Regions from separate parts of the Mus musculus genome. Here region 1 is linked to region 2. A link is a loop called in an ENCODE intact Hi-C map of the cell type or tissue named here. Cell type or tissue: gastrocnemius. All regions are shown on one strand. Links, peaks and the distances in the headings refer to the core of each region. The heading gives the core; the rest is flanking DNA. Region 1 overlaps Rad9b (RAD9 checkpoint clamp component B). Region 2 holds the start of Tctn1 (tectonic family member 1).

Evidence for each region. A loop is a pair of places that touch in the nucleus more often than their neighbours do. Peaks named below come from ENCODE experiments on the same cell type or tissue, not always from the same donor. Only the 100,000 strongest peaks of a DNase experiment are listed, where the experiment ranks them.
Region 1: it touches region 2 in a loop (7-fold over the local background); 34 of 42 quality-filtered maps call a loop at or near these places.

The regions. Positions count from the first base shown.
Region 1 is chr5:122,336,888-122,349,551 of GRCm38, forward strand. Rad9b (RAD9 checkpoint clamp component B) reads right to left here. Exons shown (of 13, transcript NM_001382853.1): 5 at 7,311-7,410; 6 at 2,845-2,951. Among named protein-coding and RNA genes, the nearest start is that of Rad9b, 11 kb to the right of the region's middle. In gastrocnemius, for the core only: a CTCF peak has its summit at 7,583 (motif pointing left); DNase peaks (open chromatin) are centred at 7,582 and 9,050.
Region 2 is chr5:122,262,268-122,274,931 of GRCm38, forward strand. It overlaps Tctn1 (tectonic family member 1), which reads right to left and starts at 2,193. Exons shown (of 14, transcript NM_001039153.3): 1 at 1,871-2,193. The coding sequence starts at 2,102. In gastrocnemius, for the core only: a CTCF peak has its summit at 5,855 (motif pointing right); a DNase peak (open chromatin) is centred at 5,859; H3K27ac peaks cover 291 bases.

The DNA of each region.
Region 1 (12,664 bases), core at 6,600-9,099, 77 kb after region 2:
GAAAATGTAGCCATCTATGAGAAGGAATAAATCATGAAGAAAAATGAAATACAGGTAAAGACAACATAGAAAACCTGCTGCATGCAAGAGTGCAGGCACAAAAGGACAAGGTTCCAAGTTTGTATCTACAAAGTGTCCAGTCTGGGAAACTCACAGAGACAGAAAGTGGCTAAGTGGTCACCTGGGGCTTGGGCCAGGCAAACCGGAATAGTCTAGTTATAATGGTGCTTGTACACCCACAAGTGTACTTGAATGACTACATGAAGTGATCTGTTGTATATGTGAGTTATATGATAACATATTCAAGAGAATCCGAAGGCTCTGGCCCTGCTGTGAGGTCCACCCGTTGCAGTGGGCTCCTATACAGTGAGAATAGCCTTTCTGAGGCTCCACCTGACTTTATGCTTTCACTATCACTCACACTCTATGCACCACACTTCACCCACCACAAAAAAACAAAAACAAACAAACACACAAAACAACAACTGCACACAGGATAAATTAGGAACGCACTTGGCACCCGTCCTTTCGTGACGTATGTCCTTCCCACATCCCACCTTTCCTCGTCACCTAACACCAGCCTTTCCTGCTCCCTGTCTACATGTTATATTGTACCCATACATACATGTGTGTGTGTGTGTGTGTGTGTGTGTACTGTAGAATCTACACATGAGGGAGAGCGTGTGTCTGTTTCCTTGGGATTGGCTGACCTCTCAATATTATACAGTGCAAGTCCATCCATTTCCCTTCAAATGTTGATTTTTCTCTAGAGCTACATAACTTTCCATTTTATACATGTATCCTCCATGTCCTGATGAATGACTAAGTCTGTTCAGTTCTTGCTTTAGTGAATAAACACTTGGTGCAAGAATCTCTATAGTGGGGTCGCAGAGTCCTTTAGGCATATGGCCAGGAGTGAAGTAGCTGGGTCATGGTAATTCTAGTTTGTTTGTTTGGTTGGTTGGCTGGTTTTTTGAGACAGGGTTTCTTTGTGTAGCCCTGACTGTCCTAGAAATTGCTCTGTAGACCAGGCTGGCCTCAAACTTGGAGATTTGCCTGCCTCTGCCTCCCAAGTGCTGGGATTAAAGGTGTGCACCATCACTGTCTGGCTTATCTTTAATTTTTTGGGGGAACTTCCACTGGTCTCTAGATGGCCATACTGGTGTGCACTCCCACCAGCAGTGAATAAGGTTTCTCTTTTTCCACATCTTCTCTAACATTTGTTGTCAGTTCCTGATGATATTGCCTGTAACAATACATTTTTAAAAATAATAATTTGTATAGATGTTGGTGTTTTGAGCTTTTCATTACAAAGCTACTTTGGTTGGCTGGATGTGGTGGCCCAACCTTTGATCCCCAGCCCTTGGGAGGCAGAGCTGGTAGATCTCTGTGAGTTCAAGGATAGCCTGGTCTACTCAGAAAGTTCTAGGCAAGCCAGGCCTATATATTGAGACCTGTCTCAAAACAAAGAAACACAAAGACTGTTTGGTAAATGTCCGTAATATAGGGGGATAGGGGGTCTGGGGCGGGTGAGAAGCCTATTCATACAGAGAGGACTCCTTTCTTTTTTTTTTTTTTTTTTTTTTTTTTTTTTTTTTTTGGGTTTTTCAGACAGGGTTTCTCTGTGTAGCCCTGGCTGTCCTGGAACTCACTTTGTAGACCAGGCTGGCCTCAAACTCAGAAATCCGCCTGCCTCTGTCTCAAGAAGACTCCTTTTAACATGACTTAGTGCTGTGATGCTTCACCCAGGCTCCTGGGGCGTGCAGTCTCATGTGGAAGGTGCTTTAGGACTACCTCAACAAAAGGCTCATTCCACAGCTAGTGTGGTAGCAGAGAAACTCAGTAACAAATGAAGTGTGACCCAGGGAGGCCACATGGCTTCTCACTGCTTCCATTACTCATGTCGGTAACTACACCTACCTCACAGTCTGGTTTAGAAGACATGTGATCCCTGAGGTAAATACAACAGTGACGACTTCACAGTAAGCTCTTCATCCACTGGCTTTTCACCTTCAATGCCACAGCTCCTGACTTAGCACATGGCTCAGCAGCAGAACGCCCAGCTAGTGTGCATGCGCAGAGGCATGGCCAGGCGAGAAGCCCATTAACAGTTCTGCAGTACAGCAAGATAAAGGAGCACACGGCTCCTTTCCTTCCACTACGTTTCCCAAAGTCACGAGGAATGGAAGATCCCTGGTGCAGGCACTGCACTGAGCAAGGTGGGCCCATAGGGGTCCTCTTTCCAGGTCTTGTCACCAAAATTCTCTTCCAAACAATCTTGGGCGAGGGGAGGGGTGGGGGGGGGGCTGATGTAGACTTCGGGAGTATCCATCCACATGTTGCCCCGTGTGCTTACCGTTTGGGATACTGTAAAGTTCTAGCTCCAAGGCACTTTCCTGTTCACATGTAGTCTCAGTTAGATTGCTGGCCTCTTAGAGCAGTAAATGGTGAGACACAGACCTTGAAACCTTAACCCAAGCTGGACATATTAGAGAGAGCCTGCAATCCCTGCTACTTGGGAGGCTGAGGCAGAAGTTTGAGTTCTAAGCCAATCTGAGCTAGTTAGGAGGAAGAGCAACGGGAAGTCAGTCCTGACATGAAAAAAAAATTTTTTTTTCAATAACCACTCTTCATTTTAAAGTAACCTGAGACTCAAAGCCATACACTTTAACTGTGAATTGTCTGAATCTCCCAGACCTGTCCATCCATTTCACTTCTTTTCTACATCTAGCTGCTGCTCAGACGGCAGCTGCCATTACACCAGTGACAGTACCTGTGTGGAGCCAGGAAGAAGCAGGAAGCCCATCCCATCCCATCCCATCCCAAGGCAGGCATCATCCTTACCCAGCAATTCCCCACTCAAACTCTTGAGGCAAAAGTTCCCTGGAGTAACAGAGAAGGTGACTTCCTCTTGATTTGATGTCAGAAGAGCAATGGCCTCAGTCAGCAGTCTGTAAAACGGTGACAAAAGTATTACTATTATTTGAAACACAGCTAAGACCTTACTGGTAGTCAAGTCTTGAATCTGGAAATAAACAGGCCTGTTTATTATTTAGGAGACTTCCTTCAAAGGTCTACCTTCCTTCTTATTGTGAGTATTTTTAAATTGTACCTTCCTTTGTAGGCCAGCTGAGAGAGCTTAAAAATCCAGGGCATGTGATATGTCAGTACTACCTTGGGAAAGAACGCAGCGGCTGCAGTATGAGCAGAGGAAAAAGATGGCCCCTTCCACTGGCTTCATGCCATTAGGGAGACAGTAGAAGATGGAGCTGCTCAAATACAGCTGAGATGAACTAAGCCAGTCACCCATGTGGTGGTTTGAACTGACACGGTTTCTCTAAGTCTTGGGTGTCTGACTACTTGGTCCCCAGTTGAAGGAACTGTTTGGGAAGGATTAGAAGGTGTGGTCTTGGAGGAGGAGGTGTGACACTGGGTATGGGCTATGAGGTTTCAAAAGACAGGTGCTATAGGCACTTAGTTCTCTCTGCCTCCTACGTGAAGTTCTGATATATGAGATCTCAGCTGTTCCTGAGGCCACAGAGGACTCTAACCCTCTGAAATTGAGAGCCCAATTAAACTTCTACCTATGTTTGTGCAGGAATAGAAACCTTGACTAAGACAGATTGGTGACAGCTATCAGAGCACTCAGGAGCTTAAAGTTTATCAGCCTGTGACCCACTAACTCCGTTTTATGACTCTGTTGGGCACACTGTACCAGAGCCTGGTACACTATCTGAACAGTTTGTCACTTCTACCTCCTGGCTGTCCTGGAACTTGGCTCATTGTGTTGACAACCCTAGCTTGGAACTCACAGAGATCTGTTTCTGCCTCCTGAGTGCTGGGATTCAAGCTGTGAGCCACTATGCCCAGCACAGCTTTCTTTGATAAACTGCTCGTCATTGTGTTTTGTCCCAACAACTGCAAAGTAACGAATCTGCCTAACAGGTAGATGTTCTCACACCACCTATGGCTAGACTATCTAATTAATACCTCTCACTTCAAGGTTCTCCTGACGTCCAAATACCCTATTATTATAGATCCCCTTGGGATGTTTTCTTTTCTTTTCTCTGAGACAAGGCCTCCTCATTCTGTAGCCTAGAGTGGTCTGGAACTCAAGGTAATCCTCTTGCCTCAGCCTCCAGAGAGGATTGCAGGGGAGAGCGACCGTGCCTGGTTTATCCCTGCTCCCTGTGGAATAACAAATGCATTTATGGAGAACGCAAGGTGAGACCCACAGGCTTGAGGATGGCCTTTTGCTCTCCTAGTGACCACGCTATTGAGCACCTTCCTGTGCACTCTGTGCACGCTCAGGTCTTCTCTGCCCATTTCTAGTTGGATTGCTGGAGAGACAGCTCAGCACTTAAGAGCACTGCCTGACCTTGTAGAGGCCCCAAGTCCCAGTCCTAACATCCACATCCCTGCTCACAGCCCTCTGTAACTCCAGTTCCAGGAGATCAATACCCTCTTCTGCCCTCTGAGGGCAGGCATGCACATGGTGTATAGACATACACATGGGCAAAACATCTCTTTATATAAAAATACAATGTTTTAAATTAAAATAAAATAAATTGCTTTATAACAAAACAAATAGAAACTGCAAAGTTCTGTTGTCCTCTCGAACTTGAGGTGTTGTGGGATAAAAATGATGTTCTTAGAATTTATGCAGTCTCAGTTGTCAGCCTGATGCTAGACATTAGTTAACAGGGTATCTTTATGCCAGAATGCCAGGAGCAACTATCAGTTCAGCCGGGGGCTCTCCCTTGTTCCAAGTGGAGGTGTGATATGCCTGTTCTGAGCCGGAGCCTCGCTCTGTAGCCAGGCTGGACCTGAGCTCATGCTCCTTTTGCCTCAGCCTGCCCTGTACTGGGGCTCTAAGCACCTTCTTCTTTTGTGTTTATAGAAATACAACCTAGAGAGACTTGCACACGTCAAGCTTTTCTCTATCACTTTGTTACACCCCAGACAGCATGATACCAAATGAACTTGATTTTAAAAAGCAACATGAATGTGCAAGTCAAAGGAGAAGAAAATTGCCAGTCATGATGTACACACCTATAGTCCTAACACTGGGTGCAGAAGCAGGAGGCCATTTAGGTTCAAGGCTCACTTCAGGTGTGAGCACGCGCTGTGAGTAGATATATAATCTCCAGGCTAGGAAGAATGAAAAAGCCACCATTTTACCTGTGAGGTTGTCAGCATTTGTAAAGATTTATAATGTCCTCTATTTGGAAAGACTCTGCACTGGGCAGAGTGTGAAGTGACAAACTGTTCAGATAGTGTACTGGCTAGTTTTGTGTCAACTTGACACAGCTGGGTTATCACAGAGAAAGGAGCTTCAGTTGGGGAAATGCCTCCATGAGATCCAGCTGTGGGGCATTTTCTCAATTAGAGATCAAGGGGGGAGGGCCTCTTGTGGGTGGGGCCATCCTTGGGCTGGTAGTTCTTGGGTTCTATAAGAGAGCAGGCTGAGCAAGCCAGGAAAGCAAGCCAGTAAGAGACATCCCTCCATGGCCTCTGCATCAGCTTCTGCTTCCTGACCTGCTTGAGTTCCAGTCCTGACTTCCTTTGGTGATGAACAGCAGTGTGGAAGTGTAAGCTTCTTGGTCATGTTTGTGCAGGAATAGAAACCTTGACTAAGACAGATTGGTGACAGCTATCAGAACACTCGGGAGTTTAAAGTTTATCAGCCTGTGACCCACTAACTCCATTTTATGACTCTGTTGGGCACCCTGTACCAGAGCCCTAACGACCCTCTCCTCCCTGTCCTTGGTCCCTAATCCCTTCTCCGGAGTGTGAGTTGGAGTTAAAGTCTTTCAGACAAAAAATTGCAGGAGCTGTGGGGTAGCAGTTCTGACAGGAGAGTGTAGAAGGCCTGAGGCCTCTGTCTTGGGAGCCCTCTCCCATCATTATCTAGCATTTGTGAGGACTTTCAGTAGCAATCTGCACAATTGGAATGGGTTTTCCTGAGCTTCCAGCAGCCATACCTGTGAGCAGAGGTGCCTCCCCATGGTGACACTGTAGTCCTAGTGGCACTACTCAAACTCAGGAGAGACCCTGATCCAGGAACATCCATCCACATGAGACCCAGCTATTTCAACAGATTAATAAATGCTTGACTTGTGAAGGCTCTACATTTGGGGAAACTTTGTTCCACGGGAATAGATAACAGATACTAATCTGTGTACCATACAGTATTGTTTCTGACATCCAAAAAAGAGGAAGCTATCTAAATTTCCCTTGTAAGGGCATCAGTAGGAAACTGTAGCTCAGACACACAATGTAAAGAAAACAGCAACTACTCAAAATAAGACTGATTTAAGTGAACTGATATAGAGTTCCTCACAATAGCTTAAGTTTCATAGGCAAGGCTAGGGTCAGAGAGATGGCTCAGCAGGTCAAGGCATTTGCTTGCCAAACCCGCTGGCCTGAGTGCCATCCATCCATCCATCCCCAGAACCCCTGAGGTAGAAGGAAAGACCTGACTCCTGCTTGTCATCCTCTGATCTCCATGCATGCGCAGTGGCACATGCATTCACACACAACTTGGGGGTGCTGGGGAGAAGTGTGCTGTAAGGAGAGGCACCAGATTGTTAACAGAGCTACCCTGCCACGTGAGCTACAGACATGGCAGAGGAGCCAGGTTCAAGTGCGAGTGGATGAGTGGACGTGCTTCAGGGAAAAGGGATTCCTTTTGTAATTTAAAAGAGCAGTAAGATAGAATAGGCTTTGCTCCAGAGTCATGCTAATTAACAGCCAATGCTGCAACTGAACTGAAAGAGCTCCTTTCTAGGACAATATTGCTCAGTCCATTTCCTAGAAAACAATAGAATAAGACAATCAATTTGCATAAAAATGTTCCAATGTCCTCAGGCTGCGAGTCCTAGGGCCTGTGTGAAGTTGTCTAGACGTGAAGTCTCACAACCGAGTTTCCTCTTTGGCTGGATTGAAGTGTGAAGCCTTGGGTGGTGTATTTCAGAGCTCTTGGCTAATAATTTGCTGCCTTTAAGCAGCTTGTCACCTGTCTTTCTAGAGTTTCCTCCTGACAATGTCAGTGATTGTTCTAAATCACGTGTTAGCCTTTTTAAAAAGCATAACTGGCTAGGAAGCTCTAGGAGGAAGTGGGAGTAAGACAGGGTGGTGAGTGTGGCCAAAGTGCAATGTACTCAGTGTGAAATGTCACACAGAACCCCAGCATTTTGTGTGCCGCCTTAAAAATAATCTTAAAAAGGAAAGACAAGCTCTGGGGTAAATTGTTCGGTGCACAAGCACGTTGTGTTCCGAAGAGAAAGAGGCATCAGGAGACCCTTTACCTTGGTTTAATCATCAGGATATTCGCACACAGACTCTTTTCGAAGATAATTTTCAAGGGCTGGCTGTCTTGGAAATACACATTGTGAGTTCTTTTAATACCTTAAAGAGAACAAAGCAAGCTCTTAATAACTATAAGTGCAAAATGAGCAGGCTTTAAAAGCCTGCCTTTCACAGCTAATTTAAAGCAATAAAATTAAAGTAATGTTTCCTGTGTGGCAGGTGCATACAACCTGCAGTGGAATGTGGCCCTAATCATGAAACGCGTTGTCGCCCCCTGGTGGACAAGGAGCAACATATCACATCTCAGCAAATTAGACCGGTCTCACCCAGCCCAGTGGTCTCAAACTTGATAGCTTAGAATAACTTTGAACTCCTGAAGCTCCGGCCTCTATTACAGGCATGCACCATCATGCTCAAGTACTAGAGGTCAAGCCCAGGACTTCTCCCATGATAAGCAAGCACTCTGAAAACTTAGGTCTAGCCCCTGAAAAGAAACGCATGTGAAACTGTAACTGGTACGACAGGTCATCAATCTACAAGGCTCTTTTTGAATATTTGATTCTGGACTAGTCTTTCTTTATAGGACTTCTAGCAGTTAGGCCTCTAAATCTGGTCAGTGATTTCTTTTTACTGTAGGAGAAATAGCAATATGGGTCAAGAGTTCCTGTCCTAAATGCTTGGCATTTCGGGGGCTGGAGAACTGGGTCAATATGACTATTGCCTTTATTTATGTATGTGCACTGCATGTCTATCTGTGCACTATATGTGTGCTTGGTGCTCTCAGAGGCCAGAAGAGGGTTCTAGATCCCGGGAACTGGTGTTCCCATCAGTTGTAAGCTCTGTGAGGACAAAAGAGATGGCTCAGACCATCTTGCCACCAAGACTGATGACTTTAGTTTGAACCACACCACACACCCGCACAGGCATGCACACACACACATTTTTTTTTTTAGTTTAAAAATTCTTTAAAAACTGCCAGACATGGTGGCACACACACCTTTAACCCCAGCACTCAGGAAGCAGAGGCAAGCAGATCTCTGTGAGTTCAAGGTCAGCCTGGTCTACAGAGTGAGGTCTAGTGCCAGCCAGAGTTAATCAGACCTGGTCTTAAATAAAACTTGACACATTTCTCAGGTTATATGTTTGGTGAGATTGTTTGCTGTTTTGTTTTACTGAACAACAAGGACTGGCTGACTGCCAGATGTGGCTAGAAACTTATTATGTAGACCAGGCTGGTCTCAAGCATTAGTAAATCTGCGTTTGCTTATGAGTGCTGAGTGTGAACTACCAAACCCAATAATTATTAACTTAATAAATATGCACATTTATGTATCATCAAATTTTGTTCATTTGGCTGTATAGCAAACCACTCTGAAATTGAGTTCCTTGGAACAGCAAACACCTGTCATTTCTCATTATTTTACTGAGTGGTTCTTGAAGTCTAACGTAGGCTTAGCTGTGGGGGATCATCTGAGGTGAGTTCATTGTCTGTCTGGGACCTCAGTGGGAGCAAGAAGGGTGGCTGAGGCCATAGAGTCTGCACCCAGAAGTCTATCCCTGGCTTCTTCTCTGACTGGTAGAGAAGTTCTGAGGCAGTGTTGACAATGACACTTGGGAGGCCCAGGCGAGGAACCTAGGCAAATCACTGCTGGTATCAAAATCAGACCATGGTAAGCTGGAGCTGGAGAGGCAGCTCCATCATTAAAAGCAGTGGCTGGTCTCCCAGACGACCTGGGTTGAATCCACATGATGCCAACAATAATCACTGGTAATTCTAGTTCCAGATGGCCCGATGCCCTCTTCTGGTCTCCTCAAGCATTGCAAAAATATATGGTACACAGATACGTAAGCAACACACCCATATACATTAAAACAAATCAAGAACAACAGAAAACCACACTGAGATTCAAAGTGGAGGGGCAGATTCCAACTTTTGAAGTCAGGGGCTATATATATATATATATATATATATATATATATATATATATATATATATGGCAACTTTTGATGGCGACCACAGAGGGACAGTTTTAAGGTCTTGAACTAGCGATACAGGAGAAACTGGCATGGTAAACTGAGGTCATAAAGGATTAGGAAGCTTGTTTAGGAAATACTAAGTTACACAATGTAGAATTTAGTTAAAGCAGTGCTCAAGGATGATCATGCTCTGTAGAAACTGCAGGGAAGAAATAGTTGTCCTGGAACATAACTGAAGTGTAGGTTTTGATGAGTATTTGTTTCTGTTAAGATGTATTCATTAAGATTGCCTCCAATTAGACCCTATGCCCATAACAAAAGAAGACATTCCTAGTACACAGCTGGCCATTAGACTCGTTCCCATAGAAGAGCATGCTTCTCTAGTGCAGTTCAAAGTGGGCAGCAGCAGACCAGGGCTGCCATTAAGTCCTGACCCTTCATTAAATCCATGTTCTCTTAGCAGAAATAGCACAATTCTTCCCAGTCAGGCAGGATGGCCTTGGTTAACTACGGCTCTGGAAGGGCAGCCCTGGTTTGCTCCAGGAAAACTATGACAATATTTTACATTGTAAATCTAAGTCTCTCCATTTGTTCAAATAGCTACGGGAGACATGTTTATTGTACAAAGTGTAACTTGGGACCATGAAACTACCTAAGCTGATGGGATTTTGTTCAGGGCACGCTCCCTTTTGTAGATCAGCCAGAACCGGTTGCCTGCGGATTGAGCACTGACCTGATTTCTCACTGGGGAGGTAAGTTAAACCTGTGACACTAGGAGAGAGCAAATCAGACAAAATCTGTGTTCTTAGACCTTTGTTACTTAAACCTTATTTGTATGTATGTATGTATGTGCATGTATGTATGTATGTATATATTTATGTATGTAAGTGCATGCCCAAGGAGGTTAGAAGAGGGTGTTAGATGCCCCAGAGCTGCTCTAACAGGCGCTTGTGCTGCCCAGTGTAGGTGCAGGAATATGAACTCTGGTCCACTAAAAACACAGCCAATGTTCATCTCTCCAGCCACAAAATTTTCTTCAGTATTTGTTTTTGTTTTGTATGGGGGGATCCATATGCTATGGCATGTGTATGGAGGTCGAATGATAACTTTTGGAGTCGCTTCACTCCTTCCCCCATGTAGTTCCAGGGATTGAACTCAGGTCATCACACTTGGCAGCAAGAACTTTAATTCTAAGCCATCTTACTGGCCCTTCATACCTTATGAAACAGACAGGATTTTCTGCTGATGTTTTGTTTTCCCTGTAAAACAATAGGCTGTGGAGCTGAACATACATACTAGGGAGCATGCTATATATAGCTCTTGGTCCCTGGACAAGGATATAGGGCATTTGGAGGTCACTGGCCTGTCTCTGGGTAAATGAGAAGGTATTTCAGAGTTTTGAACTCTGGGGTGATCTAATCAGTCACTTGGCTTTTTCTCTGTGTGTGACAGGCTTTTGATATTTAGCCTTGGCTTCGCTAGTACTATGTAGGCCAGGCTAGCCTCAAACTTAAATCCTGTGCTTCAGCCTTTTGCGGGCTAGGTGTGTGTTCCACCACTACACTCAACAGTATGACTTTTTTTTTTTTTTTTTTTTTTGAGACAAGGCCTCATTATGTAGCCCTGACTATCCTGTAACTGGAACTCATTATGTAGATCAGGCTAACCTCCATCTCACAGAGTACCACCTGCCTCTGCCTCCTGAGAGCTGGCATTAAAGACACCACGCCTCATCTGACCTATTTTAAAGGAATCACTGGGGCGGCCGTTTTGGGAAAACAGTAAGCTCAAAAGTTGTCAAATGTCTGTTATAAAAATAAATCTTGGGGGTTGGAGAGATGGCTCAGTGAGTAAGAGCACTAACTGCTCTTCCCAAGGTCCTGAGTTCAAATCCCAGCAACCACATGGTGGCTCACAACCATCCGTAATGAGATCTGACTGACTCCGTCTTCTCGAGTGTCTGAAGACACAGTTACAGTGTACTCAGATATAATAAATAAATACATCTTTAAAAAAATATATGTATATATCCGTGTCACTTGTGTGGGCTGAGTCATGGTACACATGGGGAAGCAGCTGCAGTTAGTTATAGTTGTTGGGAGATGTGCTTTAGGTTCAGCCACACAAAGTTCAGAACATCTCTCAGTGGCTTCAGAGAACTCTTGAGACCCGAAACAGTCGAAACAGTTAAACTTAGGATTTGCCATTATTACACAGTTACTATATCTGTGGAGCTGTGCTTTCAAAGGCAGGGACACCGTCAAAAGTAGTGGTTATTCAGTGTTTGTTGTTGTTTTAACCAATTTGAAATCATTAGCACACCTATAAGTTACCTTGCAACAAAAACCTCAGCAACTCCAGCCTCCACTTTCCTGAATGCACGTGCATGAATCAGAGCTTCACTCTCTCCAGACCCACAGAACCCTTCCAGAAGCCCCTCTCTGTGCAGGCCTGTCTCTCGAGCTAGCACAGAACTTATGTGAAGAGCATAGTTCTCAGGGACTCTGCAGAATTTGTGCTGAGCAACTCTGTGGGCAGTGCAGAAGGAAAACAAAGCGTTGGGCAGAGCATCAACAGGTGGACAGAATCTTTATTCCTTTCAGATGTCTGCCAATTGCCCTTCTGCACACTGTCTATGGTTTGAGTCAAGGTGACTAGTTTATTGTGGCAGCTCAGGTCTGGGCAATTATTTTCTACTAGCAGAAGAACTAAACTGACGTCACTAACTCTTAATTTCCCCCCAAAGTTCCAATCTGTACTTCCAGCAGTCAACTGAGTTGAGCATCTCCCACAGTCCTGCCTTTGGTCCTCCCTCCCATCCACTCCAGGACTCCATGGCATAAACCTTACAGTAGAAAGTAGTCCAGATATGGCAATTAGCCAAACGGATGACAACACTGCCCCTAGGCGACCAGGTAGAGTCCAGGTTGGTCCAGGTTGGTCTAGTCACAGCAGAGCCAAGCATTGTCAAGGGATGTACAAGGTACATTTTAGGAAGCTCTTGGTAGTACTGACACTGTGTGCTGTGAACCAAACCCGGTGAGTGAAAAGAAAGAAAAAGACAATGAGAGAAGAAGGACGGAATGGAGGAAAGAAGGGAGGGAGAAGAAAGGGAGAGAGGGAGGGAGGGAGGGAGGGAGGGAGGGAGGGAGGGAGGGAGGGAGGGAAGGACAAGAAGGAAGAAGAGAAAGGAGAAGAAAAGGAGGGATGAGAGGAGGAGCAAGGAGAGGAGGAGGGATGGAGAAAAGGAAGAAAAGAAGAAGGAAGGAGGAGGAAGGAGAAAAAGAAGAGGGGAGAGAAGGCATGAGAAACAGAAGCAGCAGCAGCAGCTGGGGCAGGCTGGACTGAACCGTGCCTGTAGTGGAACTTGGAACTT
Region 2 (12,664 bases), core at 4,457-6,956:
TGGCTCCAGGGGATCTCATGCCCTCTTCTGGCCTCTGAAGGTACGGGGCACGTATATGGCATACAGATAGATAAGATAATCTCAAAAAAAACCACAACATACAACAACAAGAAACAATATATAGCACAAAGATAACAAACTGAATTCATGGCACAGACTACTGTGAGGAGAGAGGAAATAATGCATCCAGGGCTTTGGCAATTTTGGTTGTTTGCTCTTTGCTTCCTGAAGCAGAGGCTACTTTGGGTCACAGGTGCCTTCCACCATGGTTCCTGCCTTTCCCCAGCTAAGGTGTCACTGAATCTGTTTGTTTGTTTGTTTCTTGTTGTTTTTCTTTGAGACAGGAATTCTCTGTGTAGCCCTGACTGGAACTCACTTTGTAGATCAGGCTGGCCTCACACTCAGAGATTCCCCCACCCCTCCCCAGGATTAAAGAGTGTACCACCTGCACAACCTGGCTTGATTTTTTTTTAATTTATTTATTTATATGAGTTACACTGTAGCTGTCTTCAGACACACCAGAAGAGGGCACCAGATCTCATTACAGATGGCTATGAGCCACCCATGTAGATGCTGGGATTTGAACTCAGGACCTCTGGAAGCGCAGTCAGTGTTCTTAACCACTGAGCCATCTCTCCAGCCCCCTGGGCTGCATCTTAACTGTAATGTTTGGTTTCCTTTTGGGGAAGAGGGGCAATAATCTCAGGCTTCAAACAAAGAATTTTAGCCAAATGCTGACGGGATGTCATAGCATTCTTATTTGTATGAATGAATGGTTTCAAAATTTACAAAAAAAAAAAAACCAAAACAAAAAAACAAGCTCTAGAGATGGGAGGCAGGCTGGGAGGCCCACACCTGGGAATCTCAGCAACTGGGAGGCAGAGTCAGGAAGATGTCAGGTTACAGGCCAGTCTGGGTCACTTAGCAAACCTGTCAGGAACAAAGTTAGGAAAGAAGGCGAAGGCAGGAGACTGGAATGGTTCTAGAACAGGCTGGGGAGATGGCTCAGGAGTTAAAAGCACATACTGCTTGTATACAGGACCTAACTTCTGTTCCCAGGACCCAAGTCAGCCAGCTCTCAAACAAACTCCAGCTCCCCACTTCGGTTCTCCAAGGGCGCCAATATATATCCACCCCATCCTCACAAACATATACAAATATGCACACACAATTTAAAATACTTTTTTAAGATTTAGAAAAAATTCCCCCCGAAAGTGGTATAACGCTCTGGAAAGGCACGAAGGGAAAGGGGAGTTTTATTGATAAATGAAAAATGCTTTCTTAGTCCGAAAGACAAATTAGCTCCTCCTTGACTAGGTCCTCTCTAGCCATGGACAACTGCGCGTACTCACTAAAAGAACGCCATACTCCCTTCACTGGGATGGGTAAAAGGGAGAGAGCAATTAAGTCCACTACCTCATGTGTTTAAATTTACAACCACGAATTGTTGCCAAAGCTTCAAATTCCGAGCGGTAAGTAGATACGGATGAAACAGGTGTGTTTAATAACTCCATTTAGCTGGTAAAAAATGTCTAAAACGCACTTAATCACCCTGAAAATATCTGCTGGGCTCTCAGTAATCTAGACACAACTGGGATGCCCATGTCCGTGTGTCTGCGTGGAGAGGACGAAGATCCACTTAGCACTCTTTCTTCTACCAGTACTGCCTTCAACTCATTCTGTAGGTTTCTATCTAGTACCCCACTGCAGCCGTCTGCAATGATGCGGAAAAGGGAGTAACTGAGCCCCGCCCTCCGCATTTGTGTGCCAGAGATCCGATCTCCCCCTGAGGGTAACGACAGGGAGGCTGAGAAGGGGGTAACTTTGAGCTGGTGTACCCGCTCCAGGGGGGTCACCCCTTTGTACCCACCGTCCGTGACCGGGGTAGGCCTGGGGCCAGAGCGCTCCGGTGCCCTGGGAGTTCCCGGGGTCCTAGGCGACAGGGAGGGCTGCAGAGTGGTGGGGGTGGCCTTGGTGGAATTGAGATCCTCCTTCGTCACTGCTGGGGTGGCCGCAGCCGGGATGGCAATGACCTGGGTGCTCGAAGAGGTGTAGCAGTTTAGGAGCACCAGCAGGAGCGGCGGGAGACCCCGCGACCCCATGGCCTAGCAGAGTAGCCCGCGCCGGGGAGCTAGGCCCGTCTGTTGCCCGGGCAACAGTCACAGCCTAGCGCTAGGTATCACGGGAAAGGGCTCGCGAGGCCAAACTGGTCTGCGGAAGAAGGTGGGGCCTGAAGTCAGACCCGCGAATGGGGCGGGAGCTGGGCGAGGCTATAGGCGGGGCCTGGGCGGAATCGGAGAGGAGGGGCGGGGCCGGTGGGGGCGGGGTATGAGACAGCTCTTTCTAAGGAGCCCTCAGAAAATCGGAAGATGTAAACTTCTGTTGTGACACTTTGGGTGCTGCGTGGTTGTTTTTTTTTTTTTTTTTAAAAATGTAGATTCCCAGCTATAGCCTCACAGAATTCGGAGTCAGTCAAGACTAGGGCAGAGCCTAGAAGAGAGTATTTCTAATAAAAGACCCGCAGCGCATGTTTAGAAGTGACTTGGTTCCTTTAAGTTACATTGAATTTCTTACCCCATGTAACACTTTCTTTACTTTCTTTGCCTTTGGATACATCGCAGGAGGTCGCCAGAGCACTTCTGTCCACGGATTTATTTATGATAAGAGAAACAAAAGAATTCTTAACTTTTTGGTTCTTTTAGACGGGATCTCTCTGTGCCTGACTAATCTCGAACCCAAGGCAGCCCTATGTCAGTGCCTCATGCCAGGCATGCACCACCGCATCCAACCTCCATATCTGCCTTTATGATTATATCATTTGGAATGTTCTTCTCATCGTGTGTGTGTGTGTGTGTGTGTGTGTGTGTGTGTGTGTGTGTGTGTGTTTACTGGTAGGGGGAGGATGGGGGAGGAATTTGAGACAGGGTTTCTCTCTGTAGACCTGACTGTCCCAGAATGCACTCTGTGGACCAGTCTGGCCTCGAACTCGGAGAACCACCTGCCTCTGTCTCTCAGGTATTTTTTAAGGGTTAGTTATGTTTTGTTTTGTTTTGTTTTTTGTATATGGTGTTGTGTCTGTATGTATGTACACCAGCAGAGGGCATCAGATCCCATGAGACAGTCATAGACATGACATGAGCCACCAAGTGGTTGCTGGGAATTGAACTCAGGACCTCTGGAAGAGCAGCCCAAGCTCTTAACCGCTGAGCCATCTCTCCAGCCCTTCCTTAAGTCTTACAGCCCTGTGCTTCAAATCATTCTGTGAAAAGTTCTCAAAATCCTTTTATCCAGTCTCAAGCCTCAATGTAATTTTCTGACATTTGACTTCAAGGTGTAGACTGTTATCTGCTCATACATTTCGAAAGCCTTAGGGGACAGTGGGGACTCATTTGTTAGTTTCTTTCTTTCTTTCTTTCCATCATAATTCACTGAGTCCATCTAGGGGCTAGAGAGATGACTCAGCCATTAGGAGCCCTTGCTGCTTGGAGAAGACCAGGGTTTAGTTCTCAGCACCAGCATGGTGGCTTCTCACCTGTGTTACTCCAGCTCTAAAGGATATAAACCGGTCCTCTGGTCCCTGGGGGCACCTGCATGAGTGTGTGCACCCAAATAAAAGCACACATCTAAATGTGACGCTTCCATTATTCAAAACTGAATATATGAATATAAGCAATATAGTAGTCACCTATGCTGGAGTTTCTTCCCAGTCAACATTTTTGTTGGCAACAAGTAACAAGTTTACTGGGTGTAGAATTTGGTTTGGTTTTAGTTTTCAGTGGTTTTTAAAGATTGATTTATTATTATATGTAAGTACACTGTAGCTGTCTTCAGATGCTCCAGTAGAGGGCATCAGATCTCATTATGGGTGGTTGTGAGCCACCATGTGGTTGGTGGGATTTGAACACAGGACTTTTGGAAGAGCAGTCAGTGCTCCTACTGGCTGAGCCATCTCGCCAGCCCCTCAGTGGTTTTTAATGAAAGCCGTTCTAACAGGTATACTAGACTTTAAGTAGACCTGTATTTGCATTTCTCTTGGATACCCTTCCTAGAAGTACATTCTATGGTCTTGTGTGTAAGTTTATAAGAAACCGCCCAACCTTTCTCCAGAGCCACTCCCCAGTGTTCTTTCCCCACCAATAGAGTCTGACAACTCCAGTTTTGGATGCTCTTGAAACACTGGGAGGTTAGGCATGATCAACTCCACTTCCATTTTTGTTTGTGGCTAACTTGACAGGCTTGCGGTGGTGTCTCCTTGTCAGGTAAATTTGTTTGTTTGTTTGTTTGTTTGTTTGTTTCAAGTCAGGGTGTCTCCTGTAGCCCAAGCTGGCTTCAAACTCACTATGTAAATAAGAATGACTTTGAACTTCCGGTCTTCCCTCTCCTTCCTCCCAAGTGGGTGGGATGCAGGGTGCCTATCGCTGTACCCAGTACAGATGACCCTGGAGATCCAACCTAGCGCCTCATGCATCCGAGACAAGCACCATACCAACGGCACCATACCAAGGCACCATACCAAGGCAGGTTCCAGCCTTGGTTTTTTGTTGTTGTTGTTGGTTTTTTTTAGACAAAGTCTTACTGTGTATCCTCTGCCCCTTCCTGGCCAGCCTCCCCTAGTGTCAGAACTGCAGGTGTGTGCACCTTCAACCTAAATTGGCTCTTAATATCCCATCAACTGACGTGCGCTGACCCACTGACTTTGCAGTTACCAAAGCACACAGTCTGAGGCCAGGTGTAGTAGATACTTGAAACACTCAGCAGGGAAACAGCCCCAAGTTCAAGGCCACCCTGAGCTACATAGAAAGATCTTGTCTGAGAGAAAAACAGCAGGAAGGAAGGGAATGTGATTCTAGTACTCCGGAGATGATGGCGGGCAGGAAGATCAGGGGTTCAAAGTCAGCTTCAGCTGCCTAGCAAGGTTAAAGGTCTACATGGGATGGAAATCGGGCTTCAAAATGGAATTAAGCTACCCTTACCCCCCCACACACACCCCTTTGAGATCTGTTGCTCTTGCCTTCCCGACATCTGTTTGGAGTTCTGTGATGTAAACATGTTTTCACTGTTGTTTGGGGGACCTGCAGGAAGTTCCTCTTTCGGTCACCTCTTCTTGAAGCTCCATGGGGCCTCTTCAGTCGGCACTGCTGCTGCAGCCCGTGTTACAACACATGCACATTACCTATAACCCCAAGTTTACTGGAAAGAATAAACAGAGCTGGGAAGTGGTGGCGCACGCCTTTAAGCCCAGCACTTGGGAGGCAGAGGCAGGTGGATTTCTGAGTTCCAGGTCAGCCTGGTCTACAAAGTGAGTTCCAGGACAGCCAGGGCTACACAGAGAAACCCTGTCTCAGAAAAACAAAAACAAAATAAAAACAAAAGAATAGATAGAATTAAATGTAAAATAGAGGCTGGAGAGATGACTCAGAGGTTAAGAAGGCTTACTGCCCTTGTAGAAGACCTGAATTTGTTTCCTATAACCTACTCCAGGTGACTCACAACTGTCTGTAAGTCTAGATCTGGGTAACTGGACTTCCTCTTTTGGTACCTGCATTCACATGTGCATATGCACACACACATACACACACGTATACATAATCAATCCTTAAAATAAATCATAAAATGCATTACTAAGCCAGGCAGTGGTGGCACATGCCTTTAATCCAAGCGCTTGGGAGCCCACAGGGAGTGACACTCTTAGGGGGTGTGGTCTTTTTTTGAGGAAGTGTGGCCTTGTTGTTGATGGAAAGGACAGGTGCCGGCTGATTAGAGTCTGTGTAAAACTAGAGAAAAATGTAATATTGCCTTTGAATGTAGTTGACAGGTTACCACAGTTTGCTGTTCTGAACCTTACACTTCCACCTTCGACCTGAAGGTGGCAGCGTTTGTCATTAAAATTAGTCACCTCCAAGGGGAAGAGAAACATTTTTTTTTTCATTAGCTCCTGTTTATTTAGCAAATGTTAACTGAGCACCTAATAGGAGAACCAGTGAGATCGAATCAAAGCAAAAACAAAACAAAACAAAACAAAACACTTAATGGTCAGGGAAATGACCCAGTGGGTCAAAGTGCTTCTCGCCAGGCCTGACAACCAGAGAGTTCTGGCCCTAGGACCCACAAGTTGGAAATCAAGAATGGAATCCCACAAGTTGTTCTCTGACCGCCACATACTTGCCTCCCCCTGCCCCCAGTATAGAAGAAATAAAGAGTTTTAAAGACACTTAGAACTTACCATGGAGCCAGGCATGGTGGCACATGCCTTTAATCTCAGCACTTGGAAGGCAGAGGCAGGCAGGTTTCTAAGTTCGAGACCAGCCTGGTCTACAGAGTGAGTTCCAGGACAGCCAGGGCTATACAGAGAGACCCTGCCTCAAAAAACAAACAAACAAACAAACAAACAAGAAACTTACCATGGACAAGGGCTCTAGAGTCTTCTTTCAGGGAAGATGAAGGGTCACCCAGAAAATTATTCAGTTGAGCAATGTTAGTTCAAGTCAGAGCCTTAACTGGTGTTCTTCCTCAAAACTAAAATGCTCCCCCCCTCCCGCATACAATAAACATTATCTGCAAAGGACATTATTTACTATGACTTTTGCCGGGTTTTTGGGGTTTTGTTTTGTTTTTAGGAGACACGGTCTCTTGCCATAGCCCTGGATTAGATGTCTGGGAACTTACTATGTAGACTAGGCTGGCCTCAGACTCCCAGAGCTTCGTCTGCCTCTGCCTCTGGAGAACTGGGATCGAAGGTCTTCGCCACCACACCTGGCAGGCTTCACCACATTAGCTGTTTGGGCTTTGGCAAGTTGAATCCCTTTCTGAGGTGCGTTTGTGTGAGTCATGTATGACATTCTGGCTTCTCACTCTCCTGTTGTCCCTGGTAATTAACTGACAAAGAACGGGACTGGGGAGGTGAAGGAAAGGGCAGGATTTGAGAATTGCTTTCCAGTGCCATTGACTTAGATGTGAAGGACAATCTCTGGGTCGTGCAAACAGAGGCAAGGACCAAAAAGAAAACCACGTGACATCTCCCCGACGTCCATCACTCCACACCTCAAATAGGCCAAATTCTTTCTGTGACCCCCAGATGACCTATAGAAGAAGTTTCCTCATCTTGCCCAACCTCAACAAGGTTTGCTTCCTCGTTTTTGCACTGAACTTTTGGCCCCCTCACACCCACCCACACCCACACCCACACCCTACTTGGAGACAGGCTTTTCCCTGTGTGTCCTCTGAGACTGTAAGCAGGGATTCATGAATAAACATGCACTCACCCTACGCAGGGAAGGAACCAGTGACAGACTGAACTTCCCATCACCCTAGGTTGGAAGGCCACAAGTGACAGACAGAAGTCCAACTTGGTGAACCAATGAGTTTTATTGCAGTTAATTATAGGAATATGGATGAGGGATTACGTACAGAAGCAGAAATGACTCAAAGACAGCACACACACATATATACACACACACCATTTTTAAATATCCTACTGTTATACCTTCTACTTAACATCCTGTGTTTTAAGGCATTTCCCTCCAAAATAGAAGGTTTTAATCTCCAAAAAAAAACTGCGACAGGACACTAGATAGTCCAGGCCAGCCTCAAACTCACAGCAATCCTCCTGCCTCAGTCTCCTCAGTGTTGTGGTTTGAGGTATGAGCCAACACGCCCAGTTTCCTCCAGGACATTGAAAAGTTCTCAATTTCTGTGTGTGTGCGCGCTTGAGAGTGCATGTGTACACATGTGCATGTTCATGTGCATGGGTTCCATCTTGTTATTTGAGACAGGGTTGGGTCTCTCACTGACCTAGTGCTTGCAGAGCAGGCGAGGCTGGCAGGTTAGTGAGGCCCAGGAGTCTGCCTATCTCAGGAATTACAACACAACGTGCCACCACATCTGGGTATCTAGCTTTGATTATGTAGGTTCTGAGACTCGAACTCTGGTCCTTATGCTATATAGCCTTCTCCTCAGTTCCCATTCTCCATGTGACACAGAAGTCTTGGTTCTCCCCCGTGCCGCTGGAGCTAGCCTCTATACTGTGGGCGTCTCTCTGTGGACACCCCGGGAGTGAATGTCTCTTCCTAGTTATTGGATACAAGGATTTTCTTTTCCAAGTTGTCTTGTGGGTATTTAGATTTTTGTTGTTGGTGGTTTTTATTAATGTGTAGTTAGTTGTGTATTCTAGATGTGAGTTCCTTCTTTGTGCACATGTGCCTGATCCCTGGAGTTGGAGTTATTAATATAAGTGCTGGGAACTGAGCTGGGGTCTTCTGAAAAAGCCAGCGAGATCCCTTAGCCCCGGACCCATCTCTTCCCTTAGTCCCTAGATAGGAACTCTTTCTTGACTTCCTGCTTTATGAACATTTTTCTCTTCCAGCATTCAGAAGGCTGAGATGAGGATTGCTGTGAGTTTGAGGCTAGCCAGGGCTACATAGTGAGGTCCAGGCCAGTTTGAGATACAGAGTGAGATCCTGTCTCCAAAACCAACCAAACCACAAAGCAAAAAAACCCAAAGGGACCAGAGAGATGACTCAGTGGTTAAGAGCATTTTGTTCATCACAGAGAGGACCCAGGTTCAGTTCTCAGCACCCACGTGGCTGTTCATAACCATCTGTGACTCCAGTTCCTGGGGATCATGTAGATCTTATGCCTTCTGATCTATTTGGGTACCGGGCCCACACTTGGCACACATGCACGCAGGCAAACTCTTGTATTTGTAGAAATAAAATAAATCCAAAATATTTGGGTTTTTGTTCTTAAGATTTACACATTTTATATATGAGAGTTCGTTGTCATTGATGTCAGACACACCAGTAGGGGGCATGAGATCCCATTACTGGTTGTGAGCCACCATGTGGTTGCTGGGAGTTGAACTCCAGATCTGTGGAAGAGCAGTCAGTGCTCTTAATCACTGAGCTATCTCTACAACCCCTAAAACAGCTGTTTTTAAAGGCCCAACAAAAGAGAAACAAGAAATGTCTCTCAAACCATGGCTTTTCTTCCTTCCTTCTACCCTTTCTTTCTCCTTTTCTCTTTTACAGTGGAGTGGGGGCAAGGTAGGTAACAGGGGTTGAAACAAGGGCCTTATATATGTTAGATAAGTGTGTGCTACCACTGAGCCACATTCCCAGCTCTGAGGTTTGATCTTTAAAACAAACAATTAGGGCTGGTGGGATGGCTCCATGGGTAAAGAAAGGTGCTTGCTTTCAAGATTGCTGACTTGATGGCAATCCCTGGGACCCATATATAGAATGAGCCACACAGTGGTGGCGCACGCCTTTAATCCCAGCACTCGGGAGGCAGAGGCAGGCGGATCTATGAGTTCAAGGCCAGCCTGGTCTACAGAGTGAGCTCCAGGACACAAAGAAACCGTTTCCAAAAACAAAGCAAACCAACCAACCAAAGATGGAACGAGAGAATCCACTCCAAGTTCTCCTCTGACATCATAAGCATGACATCACAGACGCATGTGCTAAATAAACACTCCAAGTTCTCCTCTGACATCATAAGCATGACATCACATACGCATGTGCTAAACAAACAAACAAACAAATGTAATTTTAAGAAAAGGTTTATGCTGGATGTAGTAGCACAGACCTTTTACTAGAGAGGCAGAGGCAGAGGCAGGCAGATCTCTGTAAGCCTGAGGCAAGGGCAGTCTGTATGGAGAATTCAATGCCAGCCAGCACTATATAATGAAACCTGGACACAAAAAACCAATTGTGGGCCAGCAAGATTGCTCAGTAGGGTGACACTTGACTGATGGCCTGAATCCAATTCCTAAAACCCACATGGAGGATGGAGAAAATGAACACACACACAAACTCCCATGTGAATGCATATGTGCACACCCTCTGGGTGTGTGAATGTGCTAAACAATAAATAATGGGGTTTTTGTTTGTTTGTTTGTTTGTTTGTTTTTGAAGACAGGGTTTCTCTGTGTAGCCCTGGCTGTCCTGGAACTCACTTTGTAGACCAGGCTGGCCTCAAACTCAGAAATCCACCTGCCTCTGCCTCCTGAGTGCTGGGATTAATGGTGTGCGCCACCACTCCTGGCTAAATAATGTTTTTAATAAAAGAGCATTTGAGATGGCTGACTGGGAAGAGCTTGGTGGACAAGCTCCACAATGGGAATTAGATCCCTGGGATCCTCATAGAGGTGGAAAGAACCAACCCCACATGTGTCCCCACACTTGCACCTCACAGTGTACCCCCACAGTGCACCTCCACATGGGCACTCACACACATGCACCCCACAATGCACCCCCACACATGCATTATACACACTCACAATCATAGATACAAATTTTAAAGGATTAAAAATTTCCTGCCTGGAATGTATTCTCTTTTTCCTTTGTCTCTTCATTTTGTGAAATGTGTATAAGAAGTCAAGGAGCAAACTAACTTGATTTTGTTTTGATGTAAAGTCTCTCTACTGTAGCTTAGACTACCTTGAATTATTATTATTATTTTTATTGTGTTTTTTTTTTTCGAGACAGGGTTTCTCTGTGTAGCCTTGGCTGTCCTGGAACTCACTCTGTAGACCAGGCTGGCCTCGTACGTGCATGTGTGTGTGGGTGTGTGTTCGCACGCATGTGCCATAGTGCAGATACGGAGACCAGAGGACAACTTGCAGGTCCCAGGATTAAACCCAGGTCATCAGGTTTATCAGGAAGTGCATTTGGATGCTGAGCCGTTTCTTAGCTCTGGTCTTGAACTTTTGATCTTCATTACTTCAGCCTCCAGAGAGTAGAATTACAGGCATGAGCCACACAAACCCAGCTTCCAGTTTAGATCTTCCCAAAGAGATGACTAACCTCCCTGAATCACTGGAAAAAAAAAAGAGTAATAATATTTTCTTCCCACTGACTTAATTAAATGGTTACCTCAGCTTTTCTTGGGTTCCTTAAACTTGTGGGTTGTTCTTTTCTCTTAAAACCTCTCGGAGCACCTTGCAAAGCTTCCCCCCTCCCTCTCACACCTGCCGAGGCTGTCTCCCAAGATTTCAGTTCAAGCCTGAACATCTGCTTCTCCAGCCTGGGTGGCTGCTCTCTCAGCTTCTGGCTTCTTTCTGGCAGGTGACAGGGACAGTTTTATTTATTTATTTATTTATTTTGTCTGTCCCCAGAGCATATCATGTCCTCCCAGACATCTGGAGCAAACCTGTCTCCACCAGCCTGAGGCTCTAGTGCTCAGCCTCTCCCACTTCTCTCTCAGCTCACCTTTGGGATTTCATCTTCTGCTTCATGGCAAAAGTCAAGGAAACACTCACTACTTTCACTAGTCTATTTTGGGAGCAGGGGTTTCAGACAGGATTTTTTCTGTGTAGCTTTAACTGTCTTGGAACTTGCTCCGTAGTCCAGGCTGGTCTTGAACTCAGAAATCTGCCCGCCTCTGCCTCCAGAGTGCCGAGATTAAAGACTTTCGATACCAGCTGCTCATCTGACCCTTTTCATTTCTTAAATCTCAAGTTTTTAATTAATTCGTTTATGTTTAGGCAGAAAGGGCTGGAGTAGTACACGGATAGCATTTGCATAGCTTTCAGGAGGCCATGAGTTCAATCCCCAGCATCATCCAAAAAGGATGGGGGGTGGGGGCTGCGGAGACGGGTAGGGCGGGTGAGATAGCTCAGTAAATAAGACTGGGGCCAAGCCTGATAACCTGAGTTTGACCCCTGGGATCCGCAAAGTAAGAATTAAACTGGCAGAGGTAAATAAATGCAGATCTGCCTTAATAGCAAGAGCAGACCTTTTATTGGTCAGAGAAGGGAGCACCTAGACCCACCCAGGAGACCCACTGTACAACCTGAGGACAGTTTTCATAGTTTAGAGTAGGAAGAGGAGGTGGGAATGAATGGTTTCTTCAATCCAAAAATTTAGGTCCTTAGGTAGTTACCAGTTAAAACCTAGCAGAACAATTTTAGCTATCTCAAACCACCCAGTCCCAGAATCCTAACTCACAGTTAAATTACCTTTAAACCCCAGACCTGGATTGTATTTTTTTTTAAAGATTTATTTTATTAATATATGTAAGTACACTGTAGCTGTCTTCAGACACTCCAGAAGAGGGAGTCAGATCTTGTTGTGGATGGTTGTGAGCCACCATGTGGTTGCTGGGATTTGAACTCTGGACCTTCGGAAGAGCAGTCGGGCGCTCTTACCCACTGAGCCATCCCACCAACCCCCCTGGATTGTATTTTTAAAAAAACAAAAAAACAACAACTGACCTTTACGTGTTATTTTAGGCTCCCAAAGTCGGCCTCTGGAAGCTCTCCAAAAAGAGAAACATCAGTGAACACGAGGGGTTTTGTGGAGTGGCAGTACTGCTAACATTGACGTCCAAATCAGGACACTAGAAATCTAAGCACTAACATTGATGTTCAAATTTCAAAGGAGACCCAGCTTGGTCAGAAACAACCTCTCGGGATCAAACTGATTTTGCCAGACCTGGGCTGGGTTACTACAGGGACCAGGAATCCACAGGTGTCCACGTAACGCACGTGTCTGAAGGTCAGGACAGATCGAGGTCAAAAAGGTGGAAGAGACAGGCTACACACCCAGCATCTTTTCCAAGCCCTCCAATCAGGAGCTTGCTGTATCTGGAGCAGAGACTGAAGCAGGAAGTCAGAAATTTCCTTCAGTGGGGCCCTGAGAGGCACCTGTTCCCACTTCTCTATGCA